Regions from separate parts of the Homo sapiens genome. Here regions 2 and 3 are each linked to region 1. Evidence: chromatin loops called from intact Hi-C (ENCODE). Cell type or tissue: dorsolateral prefrontal cortex. All regions are shown on one strand. Each heading gives the region's core, and the rest is flanking DNA. Links, peaks and the distances in the headings are about the cores only.

The links. A loop is a pair of places that touch in the nucleus more often than their neighbours do. Peaks named below come from ENCODE experiments on the same cell type or tissue, not always from the same donor. Only the 100,000 strongest peaks of a DNase experiment are listed, where the experiment ranks them.
Region 2: it touches region 1 in a loop (12-fold over the local background); 102 of 110 quality-filtered maps call a loop at or near these places.
Region 3: it touches region 1 in a loop (6-fold over the local background); 43 of 110 quality-filtered maps call a loop at or near these places.

The regions. Positions count from the first base shown.
Region 1 is chr7:137,895,567-137,903,505 of GRCh38, reverse strand. It overlaps CREB3L2 (cAMP responsive element binding protein 3 like 2), which reads left to right. Exons shown (of 12, transcript NM_194071.4): 8 at 2,084-2,152. Among named protein-coding and RNA genes, the nearest start is that of DGKI, 53 kb to the right of the region's middle. RefSeq lists enhancers at 3,418-4,134, 4,066-4,135, 7,433-7,602, 7,883-7,939. In dorsolateral prefrontal cortex, for the core only: CTCF peaks have their summits at 4,005 and 4,207 (motif pointing right); a DNase peak (open chromatin) is centred at 4,215; H3K4me3 peaks cover 674 bases; H3K27ac peaks cover 707 bases.
Region 2 is chr7:137,652,083-137,660,021 of GRCh38, reverse strand. It overlaps DGKI (diacylglycerol kinase iota), which reads left to right. Exons shown (of 33, transcript NM_001321708.2): 4 at 3,482-3,556; 5 at 5,234-5,290. Among named protein-coding and RNA genes, the nearest start is that of DGKI, 190 kb to the left of the region's middle. In dorsolateral prefrontal cortex, for the core only: CTCF peaks have their summits at 3,354 and 3,560 (motif pointing left); DNase peaks (open chromatin) are centred at 3,551 and 4,020.
Region 3 is chr7:137,602,087-137,610,025 of GRCh38, reverse strand. It overlaps DGKI (diacylglycerol kinase iota), which reads left to right. Exons shown (of 33, transcript NM_001321708.2): 9 at 417-491; 10 at 962-1,060. Among named protein-coding and RNA genes, the nearest start is that of DGKI, 240 kb to the left of the region's middle. In dorsolateral prefrontal cortex, for the core only: CTCF peaks have their summits at 3,543 and 3,744 (motif pointing left); no DNase peak of the experiment used is centred there.

The DNA of each region.
Region 1 (7,939 bases), core at 1,513-6,512:
TTCATGTTTTTTTTTTTTTGCAAAAACACTTGAAGGCAATCTTTGTTCTTTTGAAAAGTCTGTAATATCAGGCGGGCTGTTAGAAAAAGATGAATTAAATACAGTTTTGTCTTAGCCCTGGAAGTTAGTTCTTTAGCTAACAAACCAAGATATTTTTAAGATGGGCATGAGGCCCCAGACCCAGAAATGAACTTCATGTGGATCTGGGGAAAGGAGTGGCTGGTGGTTCCTGGCTGTTTCTCAAAGCTACTATTGAAAGTTTAGTGCTTCTATCACCTGACTTAAGTACTGGTAATGCAGCATTAAGTATAGTTGGCTCTCCATATCTGGGGGTTCAGCGTCCTCAGATTCAACCAACCATGGGTCTAAAATATTCAGAAAAAAACTTCAATAGGCTGGGTGTGATGGCTCACTCTTATAATCCCCGTGCTTTGGGAGGCCAAGGTGAGAGGATTGCTTGAGCTCAGGAGTTCAAGACCAGCCTGGGCAACATAGCCAGACCCCCTAAAAAATAAAAAAAAATTAGCCAGGCATGGTGGTGCACATCTGTGGTCCCAGCTACTCAGGAGGCTGAGAGGGGAGAATCACTTGAGCCCAGGAAGTTGAGGCTGCAGTGAGCTGTGATTGTGCCACTGCACTATAGCCTTGATGATAGAGTGAGACTCTGTCTCAAAAAACCAAAGCCAAAACCAAACAACTCAATAAAAAAAAACTACAACAATAAAAAATAATACAACTATAAATACAAGATAACACATATTTACATAGTATTTACATTGTGTTTGGTATTATAAATAACCTAGAGATGATTAACATATACTGGAGGATATGTAAAGGTTATATACAAATACTACACCATTTTTTAATCAGGGACTCGAGCATCTGGAGATTTTGGTATCTGTGGGGAGTTCTGGAACTAATCCCCCCTGAATACCGTGGGAAGACTGTAGTCCCATGCTGTCCCACCATTTTCTATGGGCATCCAGGGTCAAGATGTTCCTATGAAAGTCTCTTTACTGTCTCTTTTGGGCATGCGTGCCCCAGCACCAGGATTCCTAGTCCTGGGCTCTCGTCCTGCCCTTTGCTTAAGTCTCTTCACTTCTTATCAGTCCTGGTAAGAGTGTAGCTGGGAGTATCCAGATTACTGTAGTATAGAGGGAGAAGTATGATGGGCATTGAGAACACTAGGGAGGAGGTGAGAGGAAAGAGGTTGTAACACCCTAAAAGAGGGTCATATTTTGTACTGTCACTATTCATCTTTCATTATTCAGGCACTCATCACTCAGCTCCCTCTTTTTTTTTTTTTTTTTTGGAGACAGAGTCTCGCTCTGTGGCCCAGGCTGGAGTGCTGTGGCATGATCTTGGCTCACTGCAACCTCTGCCTCCCAGGTTCAAGTGACTCTTCTGTCTCAGCCTCCCAAGTAGCTCGGATTACAGGCACACACCACCATGCTCAGCTAATTTTTGCATTTTTAGTAGAGATGGGGTTTCACCATGTTGGCCAGGCTATTCTTGAGCTCCTGACCTCAAGTGATCTGCCTGCCTCAGCCTCCCAAATTACTGGGATTATAGACATGAGCCACTACGCCCGGCCCCAGCTCCTTCTATTTTTCTTTTTTTTTTTTTTTTTTGAGACAGATCTTGCTCTGTCACAAGGCTGGGGTGCAGTGGCGATCTTGGCTCACTGCAACATCTGACTCCTGGGTTCAAGCGATTCTCCTGCCTCAGCCTCCCGAGTAGCTGGGATTACAGGCACGTGCCACCACGCCCAGCTAATTTTTGTATTTTTAGTAGAGACAGGGTTTCACCATGTCGGCCAGGATGGTCTCTATCTCCTGACCTTGTGATCCGCCTGCTTCGGCCTCCCAAAGTGCTGGGATTACAGGCGTGAGCCACCGTGCCCGGCCTATTTTTTTTTTTTTCTTAAGTCTCTTCATCCTTCTTTCAATACTTTCCCACACTTCCATGGGGTGGCAGATCCCCCCAACCCTCCTTTTCCTCATCCCCACCTACCTCCACCCTAGCTCCTAGCTTAGTGTTTGCTCTATGGATAATAATTTTCTTCTTTCTCCCTCCTTTGTAGAGTGGAGTCTTGTTCAACTGAGAACTTGGAGCTTCGGAAGAAGGTAGAGGTTCTAGAGAACACTAATAGGTAAGTGTCACTGGACTGAGAGCTGATTGCGCTACCAATGGAAGATGGGGAAGGAAGAGGATAGAATCCAGAACCAGGGATGGCAGAAAAGTGGAGGAGGTCACAGTGAAAGTGCAGTTGTGCTGAGATGCTCAGCATGGCCAAACTCCACCCACCCACTCCTGCTACACACACACGCATGCACACGTGCTACTCTTGCACATATACAAACACATATGCACACATGCTCTCATGTTCACATCCACAATACACATATGTACACACTCTCATATGCACATACATGTACACATACATGCATATTCTTTACTTTTCCTAAATGATACAGGATTGAAGAAGAAGCTGATCATGACAAGGACTATGACTAGGGGGTTAAAAAAGAGGCTTGGAGGAGAATAAGATCAACAAGCCTGATTCTCCTGAAAATGACATCAAAATTTAGAGGTGACCAAGGAGGCACTGGCCACTTCATTATAATCTAATTTTAGTAGCAAATGATACTTATTAGTTTAAAAAAAGAGAAAATCATTGGTATTTTTTTTTTCTTTTTTTTGAGACGGAGTCTTGCTCTGTCGCCCAGGCTGGAATGCAGTGGCATGATATCGGCTCACTGCAAGCTCTGCCTCCCGGGTTCAAGTGATTCTCCTGCCTCAGCCTCCTGAGCAGCTGGGACTACAGGCACGCGCCACCACGTCCGGCTAATTTTTGTATTTTTTTTTTTTTTAGTAGAGATGGGGTTTCACCATGTTGGCCAGGATGGTCTCAATCTCCTGACCTCATGATCCGCCCCCACCTTGGCCTCCCAAAATGCTGGAATTACAGGTCTGAGCCACTGCTCCGGCTGCAAATCATTGTTTTTTAAATTAGTTTTTTAAAATTAGCTAGTTTATTAATTGCATTTCAAACCCATTTTACAAAAATTGTAACGGTACCAAGTTGATAAATTCCTCTAGCACTTGCTGTGCCCAGTGCTATTTTAAGCACTTTACAGCTATGAACTCATTTAGCCCTATGAGATGCCATTATTATCATCCTCACTATATAGAGGAGGTAACTGAAACTCGGAAAGTCTAGGTGATTTGTCCAAGGTCACACAGTAACCGCTAAAGCTGCATTTGAACCCAGGCAGTCTGGCTCTGGAGCCTGGATGTGGGAGGAGTATATGGAGGTTTATGCCTGGCTCATATGCAAGAGAAAGGGGTGAAAGTGCAGGGTTAAGAAACTGGCTTTTGGGGAGTTTCATCCAGAATGTATGTGTTCATGTGCACACATGATACATACCTGTGCTGTGACAATTATTTCTTAGAGACTCCTGTCACCCTGAGTGTTAGAGATCCAACAAATTAAGCAGAGAAAAATGGACTTACTGGGTAAACAAAAATTTAATCAGATTAAGGGTCAGTGTTAATGCCCAGTAACAATTGTGCAAATATTAAGGGATCAGTTTAAATCTCTTTGCATGTTATTTGATAATAACAAATGAATTTAATTCCCGTTTCCTGATGCTTCATGGTTTGTTGCTCAAAAAGCCAGCTAATATAGACATAAGCTAAAACTACCGCCAGTGGGATCCCCCTGAAATTTTCTCTGCATTTCTGGGAATGTGTGCTCAGATAGCAGTCAGGGGCAGTTCACCCCAAGTGCTCTGTAAGACAGACTGCCCAAAGGGAGGAAGTGCCACCAACTTAGTGTGGCATTACCTTGATCTCATGAGGCAAGGGAGCTGGTTTCACTGCTTGCCTTTGGCCGTTAGTCTGCTGGGGCTTCCTCTGTTTTTATCTCCACTTCCTCTCCCTGGGGGGATTGCCTGAGGCGGCTCTGTTTCTCTGGATCCTGCTCCCCGAGCCAGCATATGTATGCATGTTTTTAGCATCCTGAGCCGATAGGCGTTCCCGGCACCCATCCTGGCACTTGCTTCCGCAGCAGCCCCATGTTCATGGGTGGGTGGGACAAATCCTGGCCAAGAATTGGCGAAAAGGGGAAGAGCAAAGACCTCCTTGGAGTTTGTGTTCAGGTTTCGTCCTCTACAGGCTCCGTGTCAGGCCTTCCCTGGGCCACATGGGGGCAGCAGAGGCACAGCAGGGATGTGCTGGGGCGAAGTCCGGGTGTGTGAGGGAGAAGGACCGACCCCACTACCTTGCCTGGGAAGTCTCTCCTCTCCTCTGCAGGTGGACTGTGCTGCGTGTTCCTTCCTTCCTTCCTTCCTTCCTTCCTTCCTTCCTTCCTTCCTTCCTTCCTTCCTTCCTTCCTTCCTTCCTTCTCTTTCCTTTTTCTTCCTTTTCTTTCTTTCTCTTTCTTTTTCTTTCTTTCTTTTTTCTTCCTTTCTTCCTTCCCTTCCTTCCTTTCCCCTTCTCCTTCCTTTCTCCCTCCTTCCTTCCTTCCTTCCTTCCTTCCTTTCCTTCTTTCCTTTGTTCCTCCCTCCCTCCCTCCCTCCTTCCACATTTTTATTTTTGTTTGCTTGTTTGAATCAGATATCCAAATAAGGTCCATGTGTTCAAACTGTTTGATATGTCCATTACATATCTTTTTGTCTGTAAGTTCTCTTGCATGTCTTTGCTGTTATTTAGTAAAGGCCGAGTCAGTTGTCCTGTAGAGTCTTCCTGGTCTTAGTTTACCTGTAATGTCCTTGTGGTGTCCGTTAGCACAGTCCTTCGTCCACTACAGACTCTACTTTGTTTGGTTTTGGTTTTTGGTAAGAATTCTTCATAGGTTCCACTACATGCCTCCATCAGAAGGAACATAAAAATTGGTTATTCGGTTCTCCACAATGTATACTTATTGGCTAGAGAGATCAATACATTAGGGGTTTGAAAGTAGCCTTATAGAATTCTATCATTTCTCCTCCAGTTATTAGCAGAATATTTTTCTAAAGCAAGACTCTTCATCGTTAATGAACATGGGTACACAAGTAACCATGAGATGCTGATTTCATTGTCTTTGGGTATATACCAGCAGAGGGATTGCTGGGTTATATGCTAGTTCTATTTTTAATATTTTGAGGAACCTCTACACTGTTTTTCATAATGGTTTTACTAATTTACATTCCCACTAACAGTGTGGAAGGGTTCCCTTTTCTCCACACCATTGCCAACACTTTTCGCGCCTTGTCTTTTTTATAATGATAGTACTAACAGATGTGAAGTGATATCATGTAGGGTTTTGATTTACGTTTCTCTGATGACTAGTGTCAGTGAGCACCTATTCATATACCAGTTGACCATTTTTATGTTTTCTTTAGAGACATGTCTATTCAGATTCTTTGCCCATTTTTTAAAATTGGTTGTTTTTGATATTGAGTTGTATGAGTTCCTCATATGTTTTTAATATTAACCCCTCATGATGGTTTATATGGTTTGCAAACATTTTCTCCCAATCCGTGGGCTGCCTTTTCATTTTGTTAATTTTTGTTGTTGTTGTGCAGAAGCTTTTTAGTTTGATATAGTTTTACTTGTTTATCATACGTTTCGACTTAAGGAAGATGCATACATAATATGTGCTCCTTGTAAAAATAATTTAGGAAAAAAAAAGAATCCTTTCACTCAGAGGTATCTTTATGTTTTGGAATATCTTATGTGTATGTATTTATATTGTACATACTTCTTTGTTAAGAACTATTTCCACATAACAAAACACTGGACATATTCTCATACATTTCTACAGGATCTTTGACTCACCATTAAAAATAATCTACCTTGATCAGGCGCAGTGGCTCATGACTGTAATCCTAGCACTTTGGGAGGCCGAGGCAGGTGGGTCACCTGTTGGTCAGAGATCACCTGACCAACATGGTGAAACCCCATCTCTACTAAAAATACACAAATTATCTGGGCGTAGTGGCAGACACCTGTAATCCCAGCTACTCGAGAGGCTGAGGCAGGAGAATCGCTTGAACCTAGGAGGCAGAGGCTGCAGTGAGCCGAGATTGTGCCATTGCACTCCAGCCTGGGCGACAGAGCGAGACTCTGTCTCAAATAATAATAATAATAATCTACTTCATGCTATTGGGATCTGAGCCTTCCCTGACAGTCTGCTGTTACTGAATGTGACCAGGGCTAGCTTAGCCACCTGTTAAAGCAGGGAAAGTTTTTTGTTTATGTGTTTTGTTGTCAGCATTATTAAGGCATAATTGACAAAATTGCATATTTTTACAGTATACAATGTAACGATTTGATGTATGCATATATTATGAAATGATTATCACAATCAGGCTGATTAACACATCCATCACTCCACATAATTACCTTTTTTTTCTTTTTCTTTTTGGTGCCAATGCTTAGCACACTTCTAGTATATAATATGGCATTTTTAATTACAGTCACCATGCTGTACAGTAGATCCTCAGAATGTATTTACCTTATAACTGAAAGTTTGTATTCTTTGACCAGTTCTCCCACTTCCAGTGCCCAGTGACCACCTTTCTATTCTCTTGTTTCTGTGAGTTTGACTTAAATTTTTCTTTAGATGTAAGTGATACCATACAGTATTTGTCTTTGTCTGGCTTATTTTACTTACAAAGCAGAACAAGTTTGTCGATGTTCCTCTTCCCCTTGGCCTCCTTCCCTGTACTCTGTGCCTTCCCTTGAGTCTCAGGAGCGCAGTGGCTCTGTGTGTCTTCTTCTCCCATTTCTTCTCCCTCTTCAAGACTCACCTCTCCTCGTGGATAACGCTTTTATGGTAGTAATGGCTGGCAATGGATTCATCTGTGATCTTCCCACAGATAATTGTAGCGGGGACCTCCTAAGATCATAATATTTAAGACCTGGCGCGGTGGCTCACACCTGTAATCCCAGTATTTTGGGAGGCCGTGGCTGGTGAATCACCTGAGGTTGGGAGTTCGAGACCAGCCTGATCAACATGGAGAAACCCCATATCTACTAAAAATACAAAATTAGCTGGGCGTGGTGGCGTGTGCCTGTAATCCCAGCTACTCAGGAGGCTGAGGCGGGAGAATCACTTGAACCTGGGAGACGGAGGTTACGGTGAGCCGAGATCACGCCATTGCACTCTAACCTGGGCAACAAGAGGAAAACTCCATCTCAAAACAAACAAACAAAACCAGTAGCTTTTAATGTATTTTGGCTTGAGAGGGAAATAGATAAAAGCAGGGCTGCTTCGCTCAAATGGGGAATAGACCTAGAGTTCCTCTAACTGCTCTTCCCCCTTTCTCTTTGTTTTCTGCCGAGGGCGTCTGTGGCGCTCAGAGAATACCACAGTAACCAAAATGACTGATGTAAGCATTGGCAATGCCCTGCCCTAGAGCCAGCCATGGGGAGCTGGTGATTGGGGTACTGGGCAAGGGAAGACGTTGGGACCCTTTACTCACATCACCCCATGCAGGTGACCAGTGTTTGGGCAGTGTGCAGGGCTGGGCTGGGGAATGCACACCTGTGTGTGTGTTCCTGTTGATGCTTCTCATATTATCATTCTTCAGAGGCAGCTGGATGGAAGTAGAACAACTTTGATAAGTGAAGAGGATCCTGGGTCACCAGAAATGGGGGGTGGAGAGGCCTTGGGGGCCATTGTTTCATATGCATGGCATGGCAGGGAAGGTGAGTGGCTGTTTCATCATTGACCAAATGAAAGAAAATGATACCTCTTTACTTTTTTCCACCCCTATACAATACCCCACAGGGGACTTTCGCATCTACCCAGATGAAAATTTGTGCTCAGATTATGAGTCAATCCTGAGTATGGTTTTCTTTCTTTTTTTTTTTGTACTGGACTCAGCAGCAGCCACCTAGCCTATTATTGATTTCTAGATGAAAAGATCTTTTATCTGAGCTATGGAGA
Region 2 (7,939 bases), core at 1,263-6,262, 240 kb after region 1:
TTGTTTAAATTATGTTTTTGTGCTAGGTTCTATAACAACTGTGTCCCAATGTAAGGAATAAGAGGTAACCTACTGAATGCTTCTTTTTTGAGATGGAGTCTCGCTCTGTCGCCCAGGCTGGAGTGCAGTGGCGCGATCTCGGCTCACTGCAAGCTCTGCCTCCCGGGTTCACGCCGTTCTCCTGCCTCAGCCTCCTGAGTAGCTGGGACTACAGGTGCCCACCACCATGCCTGGCTAATTTTTTTGTATTTTTAGTAGAGACGAGCTTTCACTGTGTTAGCCAGGATGGTCTCGATCTCCTGACCTTGTGATCCGCCCGCCTCAGCCTCCCAGAGTGCTGGGATTACAGGCATGAGCCACTGCTCCCGGCCCCTACTGAATGCTTTTAAGTGACTTTTCTTGGTTTAATTTATCACCTTTCGTAGAGAAGTAAGCACTGGCTCATATAAGTTATTTGGGAAAAAGTGAATATTTGTAGTATTTAGAATGTCCAGATTCCTGCATCTTACCTTTGTGTATAGCTGGGAACTTAAAAATGAAAAATTGCAACCTAACTAAGCACAAAATTCTAGGTGTTTTGGGCAATTTCTGTCCGGAAGCTTATTATCCAACTACTTCAAATAACTTTAACCAGTTGAAATGTAGTCATACACCGTGAAGTCAGTGATTAAAATTTCCGATTTGCTAAAACAGTTTCCCTCAATTAAGGAACTAAAAATCTATTTACTTTTCTACTATGGCAAAAGACCTGGGACCTTTATTCAGAATTTATTTACTTAATTTTACATATGATTGTAAACTGTAATTATCTGATTTCTCAGATTAAAAGCTGTTGAGAAGCTGCCATTTAGGAAATTGAGAGCAACAAAAGACAGCAACACTGACTCAAAAGGAGCTCTACCCAAACAGAAGGACAGGAAAGAGAAAAATGACTGTTCTTTGTACAGTGCATCATGTTGTAGTCTTTATGAAGAAAAATTTAGAATATGGTTTATATATTCTGCCTCAAAAGGCACATAAGTTCATAATATATTTTAAGAGGATCTTTTAAAAATCAATATAGTTCAGTTAAAATCAGTTTTAGAACTTACAGCACTCGACTCCATATATTATCATCTGCGGAACGTTGCACTTCAGTTTTTCCATATGAATGATGTTAGTGCATTTACATGACGTTCCAGAAGGCTGAGAGATAGCATATCTTAATGCACCAGTTCTCAAATTCTTCTAGCCCAGATCCCTTGTGCAAAAGATGTTTTGACTCAGAATCCTGATTTGTAAAACAAAGGAGGAGGCATTGCATTTCATTGAATGCATGAGGCTTCCTGAGTTTTCTCCGCATCTTCCTTCCATCTTCAGTGACTTTCGTAACAGACTAAGAAATCCCTGGAACTCCATAGAACTTAATGCAGAGCGTAGTGTCAAGCACGAAGCTAGACTAGGACAGGAGTTATTGGCAAGGAGGGAGGCTTTTCAGGCATCCTTAAATCACAGCCTGTAAGTGGTTGCCTACCTGTGGTAATATTGCATTGCTTATCCACAATGTAATTTACTAGGAGTTTCATGGGAAATGAATAGACTAAAATCAACTCCAGTTTCCTTTGTGTCGCTATAACTCTGATTAGCAATGTGACTCAAATGCCCCATGCATTTTCCACAGGTGGTGCCAAAGCAGTGATTCGCACCAGGATATCCATAGGAAACAGAAGGGAAACCATGATTTGCTTATGGGTGCTCTACCCTGTAGAGCAAAATAGAATTTTTTGATTGTCCTTTTGATTGCTACTGCTGTGTTACTACGATTACTACTGTATGTTTTCTTGTTCCTCCCCCTCCTTCTTTTTCTCTTCTTCTTTTCTTTTTTAGTAGTAGAACAAGACACTGTTCAGTAGTGTAGCTAGATGCTTTGGTTTCTTTTATCATTGTTATGTGCAAAAGCAATTGTCAAATGTATTTCATGTGCTACACCATGTTCTTCCCTCAGGAAGAGGAAATCCGAGAGTGATAAAAGCATCTGCAAGCAGAATAAAGGAATCTCAGTCAGTGGATTTCTTCTACAAGTTTCATGGCAGCGGTACTGCAGTGTTTTAGGTTCTTTGTTGGTGGCTGATAATGTGTAAATACCCCATGTTGAATGAATGCAGCTGTCCAAGACCTATGAGGCTGCATTTTCTTTCCTAATCCTACCCCTCCAAAGTGGTGGTTTGCAGCTCTTCAAATCTCTGGCCGCAGCAATGCTTTATTTCTTCTCACCTACCTGACACAGTTGACTCAAAAATTATACCTCAGCAGGGGAAACCACTCCTCGGAAGGGGAAGGTTGCCAGCAATCTCTAAGAGGACAGGAACTCAGGACCTTTCACACTTGGATGCTTTGATAGCCCATCTGACAGACAGGCTTAGTTATAGTACATTTCTTTCAGGCTCAAACACAGAAATTATTCATACAAATCCTCCTTCCAGTCTGTCCTTTATAGAGAGGGCTGAACTTTCCTATCTTAGATCCTGCATGACACTGGCAGTCATGAAATGTAGATTCTGCTCATTCATCTCTCTCCATGCAGTCCATTTTTTATCATTAGAGAAAAAGATAAACTTTAAAAAGTTTTATTTCATTATAATTTTAAACTAATACTGACTGTCAGAGAGGCCGAATTGTGTAATGCTTATAAGCATGAGCTCTGAAGCCAGACCACTTGGCCCTGCTGTGCCTTAATTCACTGACCTTGGGCAGTTTTCTCATCAGTGAAATGGAATTAAGAATAGGGCCTGTTTCATAGGGTTGTGAGGGTTAAGTGAACTACCATTTGTGAAGTGCTTATAAGAACAGATAGCAAATACTATATTCCTATTAGCAGCGTTTCCTGCTTTTGTTGCTATTCTTATTATTGTTTCCTGGGCGTAAAAGCTGAACTTGCCTTCCTTTACTTCTGGAAGATTTGGGCAGAAACCGAAGTAACTTAGTCTAGACTCATGCCTGGGATAGAAGCCTAAAATGACTGGCCCCTGGAAATCTAGACTCTTTGGCAATAGGGAAAGAATGCCTGTTTTCAACTTAGATCTGAGTTTGGATGTTGGTCTTGCCCCTTAGCTACTTGAGTGATAATGTAGAAAATATTTTAAAATGGAAGAGAATAATGCCTATATTGTAAGGTTCTGAAACTTAGAAATGACAGAACAAAGAGCCAGTTCTTGTTATATGCTCAAAATATTGGAGCTATTATTATTATTATTTGAAGAGACAATCTAGCCCACCCTAAATCATGCAGATGTGGAGCTACTTGGTGAGTGCAGAGACTGTTGATAAAGTTTGTCAGTTTATTCAATATTTAAGATGAAGTTTTAAATTTGCTTTGTAATAGAAATAATTACAATGTTTGCTGTATTTATGTATTTATTATATATGCCCACTTTAATACTAGGGAACTCTTCAGAACAGACTGTTAACATTTCTTTTTTGTCTTTTGAATTGAATATTGTAGAAATCAGCTCTCAGGAGGAAGTGTGCAGTCTGTAAAATCGTCGTCCACACCGCCTGCATTGAGCAGCTAGAAAAGGTAAGAGCGCGCCCCCTGCTGCAGTTTTGTTACATTGCAAGTATTTGGTCTTCAGAGGCCCGGTGTAAATTTCCAGTTCCAACTTTTTGAAAACAATGCCCTTAAAAAAAAGCTGGAAGTCCAACATTATTACCAGATTACTAATGGAAAGACAATGTTTAAGGGTCGTTCACTCTCTTGTTTGCTGAAGTGTAATTTGATATCATTTTACGTTGACTCTTGGGAAAAGGAAGAACACAGTTAGATGGAAAAGCCTGGTGTGCACTGATTCTCTTATTATATCATCTCAGTTCAAGCATTACTATCCACCCATAGGCTGTTCCACAAGCTGTTTAAGAAGGAAGAAGTTCTATAAGCTGTTTATAATTGTTGTTCACATATATCTGACTTGTGTGGTTTACGTCTTCCTAAAGTGCCTGCAAGGGAGCGAGCCACGCTGGAAGCCGGCTCTCACTCTGCTGGGGCAGTGCTCCTCCTGTTGCTGCTCAAATGTGTGGGTGGGGCTGGAAGTGACATCCCGGTGGTGGTGTGCCTCCAGAATCAGTGGATTCGGCAAAGTCCATTTATTTGTCATTTAGGGGATGGGAAAGGCTCCAATAGTGAGTTGCCTGCCATCCTCTTTCCTTTCACACTTCCCACTACATTTTAATGTGTGTGTTTCTCTGTGTATTATCTATGTTCTTGAGCTGTCATGGGTAAATGCATTGAAATATTTTAGTCCCCCATGACATTCATGTAGTTTCACTGACATGACCAGTTGATCCTAGCTGATATCTTGTGGCAATGACTACCAACATGTTATCTTAATATTTTCTTTTCTGCCCCAACTTCACTTACTCATCTCTGCCTTCATTCTTTTGCTCCTTTCACTTTATCGAGTAGCTAACCGAAATGTCAATGTGCCTACTAGGAGACCTCCACATCTAAAAGAAAAGCAGTGCTGAATCCTTTTATAAAGAATAACTCTGGGCTGGGTGTGGTGGCTCATGCCTGTAATCCCAGCACTTTGGGAGGCCAAGATGGGTGGATCACGAGGTCAGGAGATGGAGACCATCCTGGCTAACACGGTGAAACCCCGTCTCTACTAAAAATACAAAAAATTAGCCAGATGTGGTGGCACGCACCTGTAGTCCCAGCTACTCGGGAGGCTGAGGCAGGAGAATTGCTTGAATCCAGGAGGCGGAGGTTGCAGTGAGCTGAGATCACACCACTGCACTCCAGACTGGGTGACAGAATGAGACTCCATCTCAAAAAAAAAAAAAAAGAATAACTCTGTTGTCTTTGAATAATTGTCATAATACTAAAAAAACTCAAGTTTATATTTTCTACTTTTACAATCAGAAACCCAGCTGGGTAGTTTAAGCTGCCAGTATCTTTCCTCTGGCTCTTTCTTATCTCAGTTTCTCAAATTTATGGTGTAAGAGCATTATCGTTTAAAGATACTTAGATTTGATTTGTGAGAATGAAGGAAAGGGGTTGGAGATATAGAATCACCTGGGATCTCTGTTGATTATCTAATGTGATGATTTCAAAAGACTAAGAAGAGTATTATTCCTTGTTCTTTGGAGGTTTTGCTTTTCAGTCTCAATATCTGTCACTGTTTTTTTTTTTTTCAGGTAATTCAGTCTAGTCTGATGCTTATCTCTAATATAATATACTTTTCTTTTTGAATGACAGATTAATTTCAGATGTAAACCAACATTTCGAGAAGGAGGCTCAAGGTCACCAAGAGAAGTGAGTATTTCAGAGCTTGATTTCAAGTATCACCTTTGATTTCTCATTGATTCAGTGGATTCATAGATATTCACCAGGGAATAAAAAATAAATTCTATCTCTTTCTGTTGCATGCCAATTTTTTGTTAACACATCAATAAGCACAATCAATAAAATCTTCAAGTCTTTTCAACATGTGCACACTGGACTTTATTCTCATAAAATGTACTGGGGAGTTTAAGGTCTTACCAAATGAACCAGAGACTAGAGGAAGGTGGTAGTGATAGAATTGAAGGGGTAAGAAAGAAATAGACTTTTATTACTTATTTATTTGGAGACAGAGTGTCGCTCTGTTGCCATGTGTTCTGGTTGATTTTAAGTGCATTTTTCAATTTTGAGTGGGTATAAGCCATTCATGGGGCAGCACAGTAACTGGTTATTCCTATGAGCCCTGGAGTCAGACGGTCTGCTTTCAAAACCAGCCTTGATGTGTGTGATCTTGGGCGTCTCACCTAAGCTCTCTAAATCTCAGTGTTTTCATTTGTTAAGTAAAAAATAAATACATCATAAGCTAGAACTATATTCAGTTCTCAGTCCCTGACCCTCCAGTCTGGTCGTGAAGATAAACAGGTAAAGAGGAAGTTAGAATGAAGAGTTGTTACTGATGTGTTAGTGGGAAGCAGAGGTATGACAAGAGGAGACAGCACTTATTTGTTCACATTTTATTTAGCAGAGACAGCAAGCACAGTTCAGGCAAGAACCCTCCTGTGTTATTCTGGACAGTTAAGCTCCAGGCCCAAAATTGCACTCCCTAATCAGTGAAACAAAAGCCTGCAATGAACAGAACCTGTCCTCCTAGAATGTAGTTCAGCCTGCCCAGCAGTCACTCACTGCCTCCCAAACATTAGCATCTTATACGGTATCCTCCTTAAGACAAAGTCTGGTAAAAATGATTTCTGATAAGCATACTTTCTCAGGGAGACGAGGTTCAGTTCCACTTACAGATTTACCCCTTGGAAACCTCCCCAGCTGGTCTACTCCTCAGATCAGCTCTGTGTAGTAACAAATAGGAAAGAGAGGAGAGGGGTCAGAGAAGGGGCTTCCTGGAAGAGGCGGCAATTAAGCTGAGACCTTAAGGAGCTAACTAAGTTAAGTGAGAGGAGGGTGGTTAGGAGGTGAGTGGCAAGAGCCTTCCGGATAGAAAGAAGAGCACACAAGTCCAAGTGAGAGAGGGTGTACTGAGTAAGACATGAGATCTGAGATAGCAAGAGCTGGACCCTGAAGGTCCTTGTAAGCCATGCTGCAAGTTGAGTGTTTTATCATCAGGATAGTTGGGAGGTGAGCATTAAACTACTTTAAGCCAAATATTGTTCAGGCTGCAGCGTGGAGGAAATACCATGCAGTTCAAGAGTTGGAGGCATAGAGACAACTTTCAGAAGCCATGCTAGTAATCTAGGCAAGAAATAATGGTGACGTGAACTAAGAATAACGTTGGTAGATATGAGTTTGAAGGAAACAAAATTGACAGGATGTAGTAATTGATTGGATTTTGGACACAAGAGGAGCCCAGACTAAACCAAGCTACTGCTAAGTGCGCGCACGCGCGCGCACACACACACACACAAACACACATACACACACACACACACCTGAAAAACTGATTAGATGTTGGAAAATGAGTTGATTTGAGGATGGGCTGGGGAGGTAATGAGTTTAGTTGTAGAACTGTGAAGTGTGAGGTATCCCTGTTGTCCTCAACTGGAGATGCCCAATAGAAGGTTGAGTGGGTATATGAGTTTGGAGCTTATGAGGAAGACTGGGCTGGAGGTCAGGCATTGTGAGTCATCAGCCTATTTACACAGTAATGAAAGCTGTGGGAATAGATGAACGTGGAGAGTGGAAATAGGAGATATCTGAGAATCACAAACATTTAAAGAGAGTTGATGAAAAAAGACAACATGAATATGAATGCTATAATTGCTAGTGACAATGCAAAAGGATTGGGAGAACATGTGGAAAGAGAGTAGGTTGGGATGGAGGTTGTAGAAAGAGAAAACATAGTTGTCCCCATCAGTTGTCTTCTCCCATTGTGTTTGTGCAGCATGGCAGCAATAGGAAGGTTGTGGGCCATGCGCAGGGTGAGGAAAGCAGGAGAAGAATGATAGGGCTGTGGTGCCTCAGTGCCACCCAGAGTGCAGACAGTGTGGGCCAGAAGGTAATTCAGTGGTGACTCAATTGAAGGAGGTGCTTTATTTAGGAAACTAGAAGGGGTTGTTTCAAGTTAAGATGGAGTTTATGACTTTCCAACCAGGGGATTCATATACCCACCTTTAGCTTCCTGCCCTCCAATATGTATCTCTCTCAATTGATAGGTCAATGTGGAGGCAGGGGAAGAGAGAAAGAGAGACAATTTTAATCGTGCAATTTTTCTAATACAAGATGCTTTTGGTTTTCATTAGTCTGTACCACTTCTCTGAAGCTAGACCTTCCATAAGGGTTTTGGATATTCTCCCTTGTCTTCTTATCAAGGACTTGAAATTCCTTTCTTTTATATATTTTCATCCCCTCATTTCTAGATAATTTCTATCAGCATAAACACACTCTAATAATTTCTATCTTTAAAAAAACCCAAAAACATTCCTTAGCCACAAACTGTGTCTTACCTACTGC
Region 3 (7,939 bases), core at 1,216-6,215, 290 kb after region 1:
CTCCTTTTTTACATTTCCACATAGGTGATCTCCATACGAGGAGATGAACTTGAACTTGGTTGGGCGGGAGACGAACCTGGTTGGGCGGGAGACTGGAGCCCCTCAGAGAATTTGGGATTCTTCCATTTTTACTGGGAGGGTTGGCAGGTATAACATGTGTTGTTATGTGAGTCCATGAGAGCCTCTGGGGTTCTTACTCCCTGCCTCTCCGTGTGGTGGAGAGTCAGTCGCTTACTCTGAAGCACTCGACTGATTTCTGTCTGTGGCTTATCCATGAACAGTGGCTTGGAAGTGTGAAAGCATGAGAAGCATGCAGTGGAACAGCATGCGCTGCCGTCATCTTCTACTTGGTTCTGCATGGGAAAGCTCCTGGGCTGGCTGCCTCTGAGCTCAGGCATTTCTCTCTCTCCCTACAGAACTCCCTGAAGGCTTCAAATCGGAAGAAGAAGAGAACAAGCTTTAAAAGAAAAGCCAGTAAAAGAGGGATGGAAGTAAGTGTTTCAGAGTTTTATTCTGAGGAATTTCCACTTTCTTTCCATAGTCTACTCTGTCCTATGAGATCTGGTCCAAGTTGATTTTTCTGATCTATCTTCTACTACTGCTTTCTCCTCACTACACTCTAACCACAATAGGATTCTTTCTGTTCTTTTAAAAAAACAAACACTCAAAACTAACCTCTGCGCTTGCCTGGAAATGTTATCCCCAAGATGATGATGATGAAGATCCAAGCTAATATTTCTGGAATATTTGGAGTTTACAGAGTAAAATAAAAAGCCTGGCTTAATTCTCTGGAGCAAATGATAACTTGAGATACTTTCTTCCAAGCCTTACATGGAAGTCGTGTTAAGAGTCAGCCCTGGGAAACAAAATGTATTATTGGGTGGTTTTCCACCTCCCTTGCCTTGGGGTTGCCTTTCAAGCCATGGATGTGTATCCTAACAGTGCTGATTGCTTCTTTCAGCAGGAAAACAAAGGTCGTCCTTTTGTGATAAAACCCATCTCTTCTCCTCTCATGAAACCCTTGCTTGTATTTGTGAATCCCAAGAGTGGAGGCAACCAGGTGAGTAATTTTTCATGATTTTCAACTTAGAAGTTTTGATAATTTCTTGACGACACAACTCTCACTGCCAATTAAAATAGTACCACTAGGATCCCAAGCTTTGGAAGACACCGGTTTCTCAGGAACAAGGTTATTGTTTCTCTGATAGCTTTACACATTACAGGGCTGGGCAAAACCTAGATGTTCTATAATTTATCTGTCTGCTTCCATATAAGACTATAACAAAGGCACTTAAGAAACCTAACTACTGACTTTTTCCTTACAGATTTTCAAGAAAGGATATTCTAGAATTTCTCTTAGTTCGTATGTTTCAGGATTCCTCAATTCTTATAGTTAGGAGGCCCTTCATCAACTTCTTTTTATTTCTTTCTATTGCAATTTAGATACAACCACTTTCATCCCTATCCTCAGAGAAGAAAAAAGGATGATTCATGAGCCATGATAATCCCTACCAAATACCACCAACATTATAGAAAATATCAACTTCTTAAGGTTTCACTTGGTCCTAGCCCAAATCCAATAGTACAGATACTTATCTCATTTGAGAATAAAGAAATTGACTTAGAAAAGTTAAGTCTAAAGGCATGCCTAAAGTGACACTGGTCTATAAAGGACAGAATTTGTTCTTGAATCCTGGTCTTTGTCTCTTCATCCGATTATCTTCCCACTCTCTGAGGCTTCTTATCAATACTCTTCTATGGGCTTTAATTTTCTGTTATTTTCTTCTGAGTTTGGATGAGAAAATATTTTCTTTATCCACGAAGTATATATTTTACATTTTGAGACAAGATTCCTTCAAGTTTTACAATAAACAACTGGAGATTTGAAACCCTTTAGTCATCCCATATAAGGAAGGTAAGTTGTATAAATAGGATTGACCCACTGGTCCAAGATGATGTTCTTATTACTAAAGACAATGGGCATTGTCCAGAATGTATTAATTACAATAAAACTTCTCTTATGGGAGCTTATGATTTAAATGAAATATTATTCTTCCTTTCATCTCTGCCTTCAAAATTCTCAAAAACTTGATATGGTAAAAATGTGTATTAACATTTTGGAGAACAAGGAAAAGAAATTTGTGTAAGCAAAGAAACCATTTGTTTTCAAGTCCTGCATTTTTGAGTTGCTGAGAGATCTTTATGGAGTAATGATGGCAATTCTAAGACATCATTAGAGGAGGACCTAGACATGGGTTTCCTTGAAATGAGGTTTAATTTTCCCTGAACAATACCCACTCTCTTGGGCTAGTATCCCTATGTTCTATCAAAGGTTAGAGATGCAGTTGGGAACCCTGAAACATGGAAATGTAATTAGTTCCATGATTTTGGCCACCTGAGCACCACATATCAATTAGTTTCAAATATATTTTGTCATGACAGTCCACATATAAGATGCATTTATTAAATCATTATAAGCTCTCTTTCCTAGGGCGCACAGAGGCTAGTAAGTTATCTATTTCTTTAAGGAGCTGATGATCCAGTTAAGACATAGCCTGTTCCTATTCCAGTCTATGTGTAAATTATTAATGACGGGGACTTCAGAGATTATCTAATATTGCTTCCTATTTCACTAAATAGAAAAGGGAGGTCAAGGAAGCTTAAAATGAATTTTCTAAAGACATCTTGTAAATGACACAAAAGGAACAAATGGAAAATAATTTAAGCAACATTAACTGCATGTGACTTCTAAATTGAGTGGCTCAGACTGCAGTGCTATGATATTTCAGAGGTAAGCAGTGACTTGGGAGTGATAAGGAAATGGTGTCATGGACATGGCTGAAATCAAAGATGGGTACTACTTAGTTATGCAGAGGAGAGAAGACTGGAAGGTCTGTCCTTTTCCTGCTCTTTACTGTGGCAGATTCCTGTTCAGCAAATTCTTGTTCATCCTTCGAGGCTCAGTGGTGCCTTTCTGAACCATTTCTCGAGATCAATCATCCTGTCCACTATGCCCCGATAGCCCTTGGTACACACTTGCATGATATGAACAGTAACATAACTGCTCTATGTGCGTCTTCACTGTTGGGGTACAGGTCCACCATTGAATCTGTGATTTCTAGAACACGGCACATAGTTAAATAATTGTATAATAGGATTAGAAGAACAGATGTCATGATGCCGATTATTCATTTTGAGGACAATATGATGAGTGGTGCATGCATATTAAGTTATTGGAAATGTGATTAAAGATTAGAATGATCCTATGGAATCACGTCTTCAAGAAACAGGATACTTCAGGTTGAAGACTTTGGATTTATGCAATGGAAACTAGTTTTTTTGCTGTTTAAAATATTTTAGTTTAAAAAATCTTTTGGCTTTTGAACAGAGGAATAATATGGTGGAATTTAATGTGCGTATGATTCAGATGGGAATTGTGCTAAAATGCAGATTCTGCTTCAGTAAGTCGGGGTGGGCCCTAAGATGCTGCATTCGTAATAAGCTCGCAGGTGCTGAGACTGCTGCTCAGAGAACCATACTATGGTTAGCAGGGGCTTACTGTGATAAATAGAAAAATAGATACTTTTTGTTAAATCTTGAGTTTTGCCTTTTAATAATTTACTTATTCCACTCACCTGCTTTTAGATATAAAGGATTCCTATCTCCTTCTGTCTTTGAAACTTAGGCTTTAGACTTTTTTTTTCTTTTTTTTTAAAAAATTTTTAACTTGCTTAGTCTTCTAAGTAAATTACTGGACAATATTGCCACCTACTGGCAAGAAAAATAGCTTTTTCTCTTTATATAATATTTTACTTGTGTAAGAAAAACATTTTGAAGGAATGTATTGGGATGAACCGTGTAAGGACTGCTTCTATGTCTCTCTTTTAAGAAATCCCATATTTTAAAACTCTTTAATTTTTTTTCTAAATTGATACATTCTTTTTGTACATACTTATGGAGTACATATGCTATTTTGATACATTTATGGCATGTATAATGAGCAAGTTAGTGTATTTAGCACATCTATCACCTCAAACATTTATCATTTCTTTGTGTTTGAAATATGTCAAATCTTCTAGCTATTTTGAAATGTGCAATATACTGTTGTTAAGTATAGTCACCCCACTGTGCAAACACTAGAACCTATTTCTTCTATGTAATTGTATGTTTTTACTCACTGTCCAACGTCTGGTCATCCCCCACACCCACCACACCCTTCCCAGTCTTTGGTAACTATCATTCTACTCTCTACCTCTGTCAGATCCACTTTCTTAGCTCTACTACATATGAGTGAGAACATGTCAATTTTTGTCTTTCTGTGCCAGGTTTATTTCACTTAACATAATGACCTCCAGTTCTATCTTTGTTGCTGCAAATGACAGGATTTCATTCTTTTTTATGGTCAAATAGTATTTTATTATGTATATATACCACAGTTTCTTTATCCATTCTTCCACTGATGAACACCTAGGTTGTTAAATCTCTTCTTTTAAACTTAGCAGTAATTGTCTCTTTGTTTTTCCAACACTCTTAAGGTAGCGATGACACTGGGTGTTTTGCAAAGCTGTAGAGCTTGGTAGCACTGCTGCTATTATTTTATTGGGATTTGACTTATTTGAGGAATCAGGGACCAAAATTTCAACTTTTTTTATTTTATTTTATTTTATTTTATTTTATTTTATTTTATTTTATTTTATTTTATTTTATTTTATATTTTTGAGACGGAGTCTTGCTCTGTCACCCAGGCTGGAGTGCAGTGACACGATCTCAGCTCACTGCAACCTCCACCTCCCAGGTTCAAGCAATTCTCTTGGCTCAGCCTCCCAAGTAGCTGGGATTACAGGCATGTGTCACCACACCAGGCTAATTTCTGTATTTTTAGTAGAGACGGGGTTTCACTATGTTGGCCAGGCTGGTCTGGAATGCCTGACCTCAGGTGATCTGCCCGCCTTGGCCTCCCAAAGTGCTGGGATTATAGCACTGTGCCCAGCCAAAAATTTCAACTTTGAATACCTCCTTCGGTGGAAAGAGATAGTAAGTGTAACATAAAGTTTACTCCAGTGCAATCCCCTCCTATGTGTGGAAACTTTCGAGTACTAGAGAAATACGTCCCCTCCCTTACACTTCTGTTTGCCTTAATGTCAAAACTTAGATTTTTCTTTGAGGTCCTGGACTCATTAGCATCTTTCTGAGTTTTATAGAATCCTGTGATATCTCTCAGTGTTTCCTGCTTTCACACTGTCTCTCCCTCACGTTCTCTCATGACTTTCTCTTCCAGTGACCTAGACTTTAACTTCAGGGTAAAGCAATGTTCTGACCTCTAGGATGATTCTATCTGATCATCCCTGAGAGCCAAGGGATCCAGACCCTGGCTTTGCACACTGTTCGATGTGGAATCCTGGGGTAGAAGTATGGCAGGAGTTGGATCCTTGGATTACAGGTCCCAGGGTCTTTATCAGTAGGGTGATCGAGGAAGAGGTGTCCAGTCTGTGGACAGACACATGGCAGCTGAGTTTACACCACCATCTGGGAATCGGCTTTCTCAGACTAGGGCCACCCCTCCTAAGTCAGGGGCCAGTCACATCAAGGTGGGGAGAAGGGGAAGACAGAAAGAGTAAATAACTTCAGATGAGAAATTTGAGTCCCAAAACTGTTTCTAAATAATTGGACAAGCAACTTTAATGAAGTAGTTACTTTTTTGCAGTACTGGAAACTTCTCAACCTAGTGATAATTCAAGGATCATTATGTTTAGATAAAAGTGCAGGCTCCCTAAGGTTTAGAGTAGGCAGGGAAGAGGGCAGAGGGAAGTCAGTAGACGAGGACACTTGTCAAAATGCAGCCTCAACATCTTCTTGTCCAGCTAGCCTCAACAGATGGAATTAAAACAACCAAATGATGAACCTATGGAAAGTCCTATTTCTGAAATCATAGTATTGGTGGGAGGATTGGGCAGCTAAGACCCAAACTAGCTCCTGTGATAGGTCTGGTTCCTTAGTCTGTAGCCAGAGCGATGCATAAAAAATGTCAGTCTGGGAGAAAAAAAAGCTGGTCTGAATCTCTTAATGAAGACTTTTCAGTGACTCCTTGTTTTCTATAAATTAAAGCCTAAGCCTCTCAGCATACATTATTTAAACCACAGCTCACTTCAGCTGTCTCCTCTCTCGCAACTCCCTGTCTCATGGTTCAGAAAAGTGAACAGAATGTAGCTTTTTCATGGGATGTCTTGCTGTTTCACACCTTTTGTGCCTTTACCCTGAAGGTTCTTCATCTATTCGAGGTGGAAAGAAATAGTTAAGTCTACTCATTTTTCAAGACACATTTCAGATATTTTACTTACAACGCCTTCTAATCTCTCAACTTGGGCTTAAGAGTGTTTCCTCTGGGCACTCATCCTCCTTAGCAGACGTCTGTATCAGAGAAGTTCCCATCTTTGGTGAATTAATTTATTTTGTATTGCTCTCCTTCCAGTAAGTTCTGAGATCCCGACGGTACACATGGACAGAGTAGGGGCCTAATACGTATTTATCAAATAAATGAGGCATTCTATTTGGATTGTTTGAAGCAGTTTGAAATAATAATTTCTTAAGCCCTTCCTCTCATTAATGTATTTTTCTCAGGCCTTTCTTATTGTCTGGGCAGTTGTTCTTTCTATAATCTAGATAATGCCTGCATGATATAAACCAAGACTTAGTAACATAGCAGAGTTTCAACCTACACTAGAGTTATGGTGCTTTGATGAAGATTGATGAGCTATTTGAACCGACCCGTTCTTGATTGCTTCTCCACACCCCCAACAATTGTCATTATGTTTTCCTTTATGAATAATGCATGGAACTTCCTTCTGAGAACAAGATCATCTCTGTCTTGTTCATCTCTGTATTCTCCTACCTAAAACTGTGCCTGTCACATAGTAGGTGAATGAATGAATCTTGTTCAATCCAGTCACTTTTTGGGAATTTGTATTCTCCTGTTGCACTCCCTCCCTAGTACTTGCTGCTTGGAAGAATAATGTTCTTTTACTCCTTAGGAATACCCATTCTTATAATATCTAAAAAAGTTCTGTGGCCAGTGAGGTATATCTACAGTAGCATGCATGGATTGGGATTGGCATATAAGCTGTTTTTTTTTTTCATTTAGAGAAAATTAGACTCTTGCACAAAAGTTGCAGTTTTTATGTTTGGCATTATAGCATGTGATAACTATGAGAGTGCTGGAGAGTTGTTAGTAAGTGACAGATGTCTAAATGAGCAGATTTAATCCTACTATTGAGGAAGAAATGAATTACCCTTCTCCTGGTGAATTAATATTTGTCAAACCATTCAGTTACATTTAATAAATTATCTCTATTAAAGCTTTAAAGTTACTTAACCCAGAGGTAACAGCAGAGTTAATAGAATTCATTTAAGTGTGTGAGTTAGATCTTTGTTTCTCCACACACTAGGTGGAGCATTTTTTCAACGCTTTCTTTTAGATACTTACATTTTTGGTAATAAATACCATATTTTGAAAAGAAGATTACTTTTTAAAAGATGTAATCATATCATGCCTGAATGTCAATTTCAACAGGGTAGCCATGCCTGGCTATGCAAGTTATCTTTACACAATTGCAGGCATGTTATTCCAATAGACTGCAATAGAAATGTCACCTCTGTGGCCACTCGGACCTTTTAGAGAAATTCAAGTTTAAGGAAAACAACCTCTCAATGCTTTTTATTTTTATTTTTTGGAAGATGTTAGTTACCTATTAATATTTGCATAATGGAGAGGCTGAAGCTGAGCTGTGCACTCTACTATAGCACAGGTGGAAAGGAGTAATTAACATCAACAATTCAAACTACTCTAGGAATCTAAAACTGAACAAAGAACTTTCTAGCAAGTCAGTTGGAAATGTTTTATAAATTAGTTGGTCATTAAAATAACTCCTGTGTTACCTATTAA